Regions from separate parts of the Homo sapiens genome. Here region 2 is linked to region 1. A link is a loop called in an ENCODE intact Hi-C map of the cell type or tissue named here. Cell type or tissue: CD4-positive, alpha-beta T cell. All regions are shown on one strand.

What was found. Peaks named below come from ENCODE experiments on the same cell type or tissue, not always from the same donor. Only the 100,000 strongest peaks of a DNase experiment are listed, where the experiment ranks them.
Region 2: a loop joins it to region 1, with 11 times the contacts of the local background. A loop is called at or near these places in 6 of 110 quality-filtered maps.

Annotation. Positions count from the first base shown.
Region 1 is chr2:135,874,195-135,879,194 of GRCh38, reverse strand. MCM6 (minichromosome maintenance complex component 6) reads left to right here and starts at 2,752. Exons shown (of 17, transcript NM_005915.6): 1 at 2,752-2,936. The coding sequence starts at 2,830. RefSeq lists enhancers at 2,478-2,537, 3,228-3,357, 3,127-3,662 and a silencer at 2,998-3,157. In CD4-positive, alpha-beta T cell, no CTCF peak of the experiment used is centred here; DNase peaks (open chromatin) are centred at 2,654 and 3,424; H3K4me3 peaks cover 2,093 bases; H3K27ac peaks cover 822 bases.
Region 2 is chr2:136,382,398-136,387,397 of GRCh38, reverse strand. No RefSeq gene overlaps it. Among named protein-coding and RNA genes, the nearest start is that of CXCR4, 270 kb to the right of the region's middle. In CD4-positive, alpha-beta T cell, a CTCF peak has its summit at 2,530; DNase peaks (open chromatin) are centred at 2,547 and 4,997; H3K4me3 peaks cover 364 bases; H3K27ac peaks cover 510 bases.

The DNA.
Region 1 (5,000 bases):
TGCAACCTCTGCCTCCTGGGTTCAAGCAATTCTCTGCCTCAGCCTCCTGAGTAGCTGGGACTACAGGCACCGACCACCACGCCCGGCTAATTTCTGTATTTTTAGTAGAGATGGGGTTTCACCATATTGGCCAGGCTGGTCTGGAGCTCCTGACCTCAAGTGATCCACCCACCTTGGCCTCCCAAAGTTCTAGGATTACAGGCATGAGCCACCGCGCCCGGCTGAGTGTTCATTTTCGGGTTTTTTTTTTTTTTTTTTTTTTTTTTTTGAGAAGGAGTCTCACTCTGTCGCCCAGGCTGGAGTGCAGTGGCACGATCTCGGCTCACTACAAGCTCCGCCTCCCAAGTTCAGGCCATTCTCCTGCCTCAGCTTTCCGAGTAGCTGGGACTACAGGCGCCCCCCACCATGCCTGGCTAATTTTTTTGTATTTTTAGTAGAGATGGGGTTTCGCCGTGTTAACCAGGATGGTCTTGATCTCCTGACCTCGTGATCCGCTCATCTCGGCCTCCCAAGGTGCTGGGATTACAGGCGTGAGCCACCGTGCCCGGCCGAGTGTTCATTTTCAAATGAGGTAATACATACGATTACAGATACACTGCAACACGCCAGCATTGAGCTTTTTTGTTAAACTCTGTAAATATCTTGTGAATAGTGTATTTGTACGTATGTTAAAATAATTACTTGAGCTTCTGTCCACTCTGTTTGGCATTTTAAAATCTTTTCAGGCCGGGCGCGGTAGCTCACGCCTGTAATCCTAGCACTTTGGGAGGCCGAGGTGGGCGAATTGCCTGAGCTCAGGAGTTTGAGACCAGCCTGGGCAACATGGTGAAACCCCGTCTATACTAACATACAAAAACAAAAAAACAAAAACAAAAAAAATCAGCCGGGCGTGGCGGTGTGCGCCTGTAGTCCCAGCTACTCAGGAGGCTGAGGCAGAAGAATTGCTTGAACCTGGGAGGCAGAGGCTGCAGTGATCCGAGATCCTGCCACTGCACTCCAGCCTAATGACAGAGCGAGACTCTGTCTCCAAAAAAAAAAGAAAGAAAGAAAGAAAGAAAAGAAAGAAAAAAAAGAAAAAGAAAAAATTTTTCAATAAGTTGGATTTGGTGGTGGCAGGAAATCCCAGCTACTCGGGAGGCGGATGCAGGCAGATTGCTGGAGACCAGGTGTTCAAGGTCAGCCTGCACAACATAGTAAGACCTCGTCTCAAAAAAAGAAAAGAAAGAAAAAATATTTTTAATATGCAACAAGCCTCAAAAAATGGAAGTGGTCCCCGTTTCTCTTAATGTCTTGGAGGCCAAAAAAAGGTACTGGTTGGTGAAATACACATATAGATATCATCAGTACCCAGATGTTAATTAACGCCAAGGGAGTGTAAAGGGTCGCCCAAGAGAGCGACTTTACGGGAAAAGAAGGCTCTGGAACCAGAACATTTAAAAGACTCACTGAAGGAGAGGCGCCTACAAAGGATGCTAATCAGGAATGGCCAAAGAGATGGCAGAAAAACCAAGTGAAATGGTTAGGGAAAGATGGGGGAAAAAAACATAAGGATAACTCAAGCCAATAGTGCATTTTAAGAAGGGTATTAAGGCCGGGCGCTGTGGCTCACGGCCGTAATCCCAGCGCTTTGGGAGGTCGAGGCAGACGGATCACCTGAGGTCAGGAGTTTGAGAGCAGCCTGGCCAACATGGCGAAAACCCTGTCTCTACTAAAAATACAAAAATTGGCTGGGCATGGTAGCGGGCGCCTACAATCCCAGCTATTCAGGAGGCTGAGGCAGGAGAATCCCCTGGACCCGGGAGCTGGAGGTTGCAGTGACCCGAGATCGCGCCACTGCTCTCGAGCCTGAGCGACTGGGTGAGACTTCATCTGAAAAAAAAAAGAAAAGAAAAAGAAAAAAAGATTAATCAAAGTGTCAAATATTTCTTTCTTTTTCTTTTTCTTTCTTTTTTTTTTTTTTTTTTTTGAGACGGAGTCACACTGTGTTGCCCAGGCTGGAGTGCAGTGACACGATCTCGGCCCACTGCAACCTCCTCCTCCCAGGTTCAAGCGATTCTCCTGCCTCGGCCACCCGAGTAGCTGGGATTACAGGCGTGCACCACCACGCCCGACTAATTTTTGTATTTTTAGGGGAGATGGGGTTTCTGCATGTTGGCCAGGGTGGTCTCGAACTCCTGACCTCAGGTGATCCACACGCCTCGGCCTCCCAAAGTGCTAGGATTACAGGTTGTGAGCCACCGCGCCCGGCCAATGTCAAATATTTCGCTGATTTTCCTCGGTCAGCACCACCACAATAATTGTGCCACCTTACCCATGCAAGGTTTAGACATCTCTTTGACTCTTTTACAGGGTTTTATACTGTGGTTTCCATTATTTCCTCTAACTAGACAGCAGAAGCGGCTTACTCATTTTTCTCTTCCATAGAGTCTTACTCCGATCGTTCAATTAATATCAGTGGAATGATTTAAAGAACATTTGAAAAACCACTCGGACAAAACCCTCAGATTCGAACTTGTTCCAGCAGCCAAAAATACCCGCGGGCCACGGCTACACTGCGCAGGCGCAAAGGCAGATGGGCTTTCTCCAGAAGGGCTTTGCATTTGGCGCGAAATCCCTTTCCGTGGGCTGGGGCTCTTGGAGAGGCGCCGTTCATTGGTCAGGTTTGGCGCGAAATCTCCAGCTCCTGTGTCACGATTGGTTCCGGCCGTGCAGGTCGGAAGAGGGGGCGGGGCGGAAGCGGCGGCGGCGCGCGCAAAGCTGCAGCGTCTGGAAAAAAGCGACTTGTGGCGGTCGAGCGTGGCGCAGGCGAATCCTCGGCACTAAGCAAATATGGACCTCGCGGCGGCAGCGGAGCCGGGCGCCGGCAGCCAGCACCTGGAGGTCCGCGACGAGGTGGCCGAGAAGTGCCAGAAACTGTTCCTGGACTTCTTGGAGGAGTAAGTCGGCGAGCGCCCCGGGCCTCGCCCGCCTCCGGAGCCTGCGGCGTCTGGGCCAGGCGGTGCCGTGTGGGCGGCGGGTGTTCCGGAACCTGGGGGTCGCGCGTCCGGGAAGCGCCTCCCCGCCCGCCCCCCAACTTTAGGCTCCGAGCCCGGCGGCCGCGAGGAGCCTGGGACAGGCTGGGTTTTTCTGGAGTAAAACCCATCTCGAGCCCTAAGACGCTCGTGCCCAGTGCTCAGCGCTTTGCTTCTGTCACTTGATGCTCACCACCCCGCGAGCCTGGTATTTGCACAGCCCTCGGTGACCGGCGCGGAAACCTGGGCTCGCTGAGTATAGTAACTGGGCCGCTGGGTGCGGCCAGGTCGAGTGGGAGGCCGAAGTGCCATTGAATCTCGTCGGTGCCCTGCTGGGCCACGCAGCCGGGAGCATGGTGCTGGGGGTTCGCAGGGCACGGGCCACCCTCGCCTCTTGTGCTGATGAAAGTTTCTGCGTCAACTGTGGTTTGAAAGCTGCTGGGGGGCGGAGCCCTGCCCTGCAGAGAGTAGCTCACCATATCCCTTCTTCTGGGTCCCTTGCTCCCCTTTCCCTCTGGCCTTCCTTTCCTTTCTCTACTCTTCTTTTTTTCTGTGCCTCTGGGCTCCTAGCTTCATAACCCCAACCTCCTCCCTGGCTTGCCTCACCCACCGGTTATTTTTCCTGGAGCAGATACACCACGGCCTCCAGGATGAAGGGTCAGCAGTTTGGAATGGCTTTTGAAGTTCTTTTTTAGTAAAATATACATAACAAAGTTGACCATTTTAGCCATTTTTAAGTGTAGAGTCCAGTGGCACTAAGTGCATTCACCTCGTTGTGCAGCCGTCACCACTCTCCCATCTCCAAACTTTTTTTTTTTTGAGGCGTAATTTAGCCCTTGTTGCCCAGGCCGGAGTGCAGTGTCACCATCTCAGCTCACCGCAACCTCCGTCTCCCGGGTTCAAGCTATTCTCCTGCCTCAGCCTCCCTACTAGCTGGAATTACAGGCATGCGCCACCACGCCCGGCTAATTTGGTATTTTAGTAGAGATGGGGTTTCTCCATGTTGGTCAGGCTGGTCTTGAACTCCCGACCTCAGGTGATCCCCCCGCCTGGGCTTCCCAAAGTGATTACAGGCGTGAGCCACCGTGTCCGGCTCCAAACTCTTTTCATCTTCCAAACTGACATTCTGTGCCCATTAAACACGAACTCTCCTCCGTTACCCTCTCCCTCAGCCACCGTCACCCACCACTCTGCTTCCTTTCATTATGAGTTTGACCACTCTAGGTACCTCATATAAGTGGAAGCGTGTAGTATTTGTCCTTTTGTGTCTGGCTTGTGTAACATAATGTCTACAAGGTTCCTCTGCGAGGTAGCATGTGTCAGAATTTCCTTACTTTTTAAGGCTAAATAACATTGTCTGTACACATTGAGTATCCCTTTTCTGAAACGCTTGGGACCAGAAGAGTTTGGGATCTTGGATTTTTTTTTCAGATTTGGAATGTTTACATTATACTTAACCAATTGCATCCCTAATTTGAAATGCTCCAGTGAAAATCATGTCAGCACTCAAAAAGTTTCAGATTTTGGACCATTTCATATTTTAAATTTTCAGATGAGGGCTGCTCAACCTGTATATATACTGCATTTTGCTTATCCATTCAGTGGACACAGGTTCATTCCACCTTTTGTCTATTGTGAATAATGAGGTTCATTCCACCTTTTGGCTATTGTGAATAATGCTGCCTTCTTAGGAAATTTTGGTATACTTAAAACCATAATTTAATTTCCATTTCACTACCTATGGCAATGTTATTGTCTGCCTGATAGTTCCTCCTTCAAAGCCCAGCTAAAAACTCACACCTTTGTGAAACCTTGTACACCTTTTTGAGAGGCACTAATCCTTTCTTCCTTAGGCTCCCAGGGTGCTGTTTGTTTTTCATTATCTCTGGCAGTGTAACACATTTACCTCCTAGCTACTTAGTCTGGAATTCAAATTCCATCCTCAACCCCACCTACCCACCACATCACATTACAAAGGTTTTTCAATAA
Region 2 (5,000 bases), 510 kb before region 1:
GTGTAGACCAGATACCCAGCTGAATGGCAGCATTCAGAACTCTCAACATGAGTAATCTACACACGGGGAGATCTTTATGGGAGAGTCAAAGGTAGCTGTGTCATTTGGAGCAGTCTAGCAACTTTACCTAGTGGCCTAATGCCTAGACATAATCAAGTATCTAGGACAAGTTATGCATATGCCAACTTGGTCAATGTAACCTGCCCAAGTCCCCCACCCATTCATGGACATTGACTAAGAAATGGGCATTGACCAAGGAACATTTTCAATAAGTTATTTTCCTGAGGATTTATGGGGAAAATTCTCGATGGTGACAGAATGTTCCTCAAAAGAGCAATCGAGGCCGGGTGTAGTGGCTCACACCTGTAATCCCAGCACTTTGGGAGGCCAAGGCAGGAGAATCACTTGAGCAATGGGAAAACTCCCTTGAGGATCAGTATGCTCCTGACAGGTCATGTTCTTAAGTTTCCCATTGATGGTTTCAGGAGATCTTTAAGTTATAAACAAGTATGCTAACATGTTGATTTGCAGTATCTATTGGGCAGGAGCTATCTGAGCATTAAAATATAAAAAATCAGGCTGGGCCAAATGCAGTAGCTCACACCTGTAATCCCAGCACTTTGGGAGGCCAAGGTGGTCAGATCACTTGAGGCCAGGAGTTCCAGACCAGATTGGCCAACATGGCAAAACCCCAACTCTACCAAAAATACAAAAAGTAGCCAGATGTAGTGCCACACGCCTGTAGTCACAGCTACTCGGGAGGCTGAGGCATGAGAATGGCTTGAACCCGGGAGGTGGAGGTTGCAGTGAGCCGAGATTGCGCCACTGCACTCCAGCCTGGGCAACATAGTGAGAATCTGTCAGAAAGAAAGAAAGGGACAAAGATTGAATTGGTTACAAAAGTTGTTTGCGATGATGTGATGACTACTGACATTGGGTTTGCATGTTTTAGTTAAAAGTGTGTACTATGCAATTTACTTAAATGTTCAAAATACGTGGATTGGATTAGTTGCAAAAAAAAAAAAAGTGAAAAATGTTGGTCTGATTGATTCCCTCTAGGGTGTCCTCCAAACACGAGGTCACCATCTGTCCATGAGATTCACTCCTGCTTCACTGCCCCAAATGAGTCACTAGCCCTGAGAAAAATAGGCCTATTGGCAGAGCTTTACAGGCTATCTATGAAGAAAAATACACTGTACGCTCTGCTTCAAGTAAGGTGGTGCCAGATTCTGCATCCTTTGGGGCCCAGGAACTGCCTGAGCATGTTTTTGCTGCAGAGAGACTCCACCATAAAAAATACTTCTATTCCTTCTTCCCTGTCCTTCTCCCCAGCTCACTCAAAGTTGCACAAAGGATATAGGGGTGGTGGTAGCAGACCTTATGTGAGGGTAATGCACTATTGGCCACTATACATTCTTTGCCATAACCAAAGAATGATTTTGAGGGAATCACTAGGTGAAAAAGAATATAGTAGCTAAAGCACATGCATGCAGCAAAACCCTCCCACCACAGGCTCAACCTATGATCCATCCAGTATTCATTGCTTTAAACTTCTGCTGCAGTAATCACAGGCCTGCTCCTGTTATTTGCAAAATGGGGGGTGCCAGAGACTCCATTTTCTAACCTGGTATTTTGCATCATGGCATAGACAAATGATCAGGCCAAAAGGATCCTATAGGTAAGCAAGGATGTCCAGGCAAAGGCTAGGAAAGTCCGTCCTGCTGAATTTCCAGTGGAGCCATCTCCAGCTGGCTTTGAGTATCTCAAGTCAGCTTTTGTCAAAGATAAATAAATCCAGACAGACAGCATTGAGGTGTTGTTGTTTGTACAGACCTCCCTTCATTTTTACTACAGTTAAGGTATCATGCAGTACTGCCATAAAATTGAGCAGAGGACAGCTCCAGTCATGGGCTCAGAGATCACAACCCTTTTTCACACAGAGACTTGTGCTAACAGCCACTGCAACATCTGTGTATTGGTCAGTAGCAAAGGCATCCCTCCTGGGGTGAGAAGACAACAGGTTATTTGAATTATCTCCTTTCTAGTCTTCCTCTTTCCATTTATACTTCCTGAAGGCTCACAGAACCACAAAGAGGAGACCCCACTAATGGTTTGGGGGTACCACAATTGCTGCTGTTTCCACAGTATACCACAGATTCAACTTCAAAGAAAGAATACCCCTTGCTGGTTAATGTTAGCTAAGTGGAGGAAGCAAAGGAGGAAGAGAGACAGTTGTATAAGACAGAGAGCCCTCATGCTAGTTTAGTTACTCGTTTGTCACAGTGATTTACACTGGGGCTATTCTTGCTTCATTTTCACTCCAATAATGAGCCATTTATGAAAGACTACATGGTACTTGCCTGTTTTATTGCTACAGAGCCCAGCAAGATCCTCAGAATGTTTTCTCAGCAAGCAGAAGATATCCCTCTACATCTTGGGACATGAAAACAGTTCTTGTAGATGTTCCTGAGATTTATAGGTTTGGCTCAGAGGCAGAGACTCTGGCAATGAGCTGTAGTGGGTCTGCCTCACCAGCAGAGAGTGCCCTGTTGTCACTTTTCTCTCCTATTCTCAGGGCTAGGTTGGATGTCGCTCTAGAGCTTGGGCAGAACCAAGAGTCAAGGACGGTACACAAATGGGTTTTTTGTTTTTGGTTTTTAAAGAATGCCTCCTAGCATGATGTCAGACTTGCACCATACATAATTATTTTGCTTTGGGCAATGTCCTTTGACCCAAACTATTGTCAATCCTAACCAAAGAGTAATTTTCTGAATGTTGTGCTTTCATTATTATGACAGCTGCTCATGTTTGCAAACCACTTATTTCAAAACAACACATCATTCAGATCTCCATGATTACAGATGCAGGGACAAGGAGAGAGAAGTGACTCTCTCACTAGCCCATCAGGGCTCCTAGTTCTGACAAGATGGTCATAGCTATGGGCTTCCCATTCCAAAGGCCCACTCCCACCAGCATTCCCTCCGCTCATCTAATTCCAGTCTTCCCAATCATCTTCTTCCAATGGGAGGATAATGGTGACAAATACTCCAGGTCACAGAGCTTTCACCTATGTTAATGGAATGAAGAGGTTGGGTCATTCCTGTGGCCAAAATCTTAATTTAAAGCTGGGGTGGCTGTAGCTCAGATGGTCTATAGCCATGCCTCTGAATTTTATCTGTGTGTAAGACTTACTGGTTCATCAGAACAGATGCTGTCCAAACCTCTTGTCGCAGCCACCACTTTCTTCTTTCACCTCTCTCCAAAGTCTCCCATATCACACTGCCATCCATTTGGTTAGTAGTTTTCATGCACAATCCTTTCCATTTTTCATCACACTTTCACTGCATGATCTCATTAGAATCTCATAATGCAAACTCAAGGTAAGTAGAGAAGGTGTTAATGAGCTTTTCCACTTACCCCAGGCAATAGTTACTCTGTTCTGTGTTCCCATATGTTGCATATTCCTTTATTATAGACATTTTTGCTATAGTGTAGTTATTCCTTTACCAAGTTCTACCACTGTGTGTTTCCTTAAGGCAAGAGTACAGATCTATCTTAACAGGCTTATTGCAGCACCCACCCCCGCCCCCCGCCAAAGCTTTGCAAAGTCCTTGAGATATAGTAAGTATTGAATAAATGTTTGTTGATTTGAATTACTATACCCATTTGACAGATAAGATAATCAAGTCATACAGAGGAGCTAAATAATACAGATGCTACAGCTACTGCTTGAAATGAGTAATGGAAGAACAGGGGATAGTACATGTATGGGCCAACTCGAGGAATAAACAATCAAAGAGAAAACATCTATTGCATTCTGACTCTGGAACAAATGCCCTGAAGAGATATAAAGATAAAATAACAAGACATGATCATAGTCTGAGACTCTCGTCCAGTGACTGGTGGGCCCCTTTAACTACTCTGTATCTCAGTTTTAACTCATTCAAGTGAGCAGGCTGAAGGATAAGATCTATTATGGCTCATTTGCATAGGCTCCTCAGTATTCTGGTTGAGGAAATGCTACGTATCATCTATTTGCACAGATGGACTATAGACATGCCAGCATACGTATGGCCATGGGATTAACAAAACATGCCACATGGGCAAATAGAATCAGGTTGAAAGAGCAGTCCAGACCACCCTGAAAAAAAAAAAAAAAGGCCTAAAGGAAGAGAGAACTTGGAGAACTGAAGAGTGAAGCAGGCTTTATAAGAAGTGAGGCCAGGGCTGTGGCTAAAGTTGAAATTTATACAGGCAAGAATGACTGACGGGGTGGAAATGAATGGAGGGGGTACACAAAGTGTGTGTATTTAGAGGACAGTAATATCAGGAAGCAGGGCAACTACTTTTCCAGTGGTCTATGCCTGGATGTGAAGGGAGGTGTTTGAGGAAAAAAGAAAGCCTGTCTCCACTTCAGTCCAGTGTTATTTCATCTCTCATCTGAACTCCATTCCTGTTTCATTTATCTTGCTGGTCTCCCAATCTAAATTAGGTTTTGCCCCATTGTACAGTCTCACAGCATTCTGAACTTTAACGTCACAGCAAAAATCTTAATTATACATGCAAGTAAGCTGTTCTTTCTCTATTGCCTCTGTCTCCTGCAGGACTGAAAGGTCTTTGAGAGCAAGACCTGCAACTGTTTTATTCACTGCTGAATCCCTTGCACCTAGCATATAGTAGGTGTGCAGTAAATGTCCAGTGAACTACTACATGAAAATCAGGAATATATGAAAAACATGTCTGTCTGATGGCAGGGCCGCCTTCCAGGGCACAGTTGCTCTGGCTGCCTGGGCAGCTTAACTCAAAGTCAAGTGAGGTCGTCAGTGACAGGTGCAACCACCACCCAGGCCGAAACTTTGGAGTTTGAGTGTCACGGAGAGTGAGAATGTCCTATTTCTGTTTGAGAAACACCACCACCAAGTTTCGTCAGCAGACCCTGCCTTTGACGCTGCACCACATCCCCTCCCCATTTCCTCTCAGTCAAAACGGAAGATGCTTTT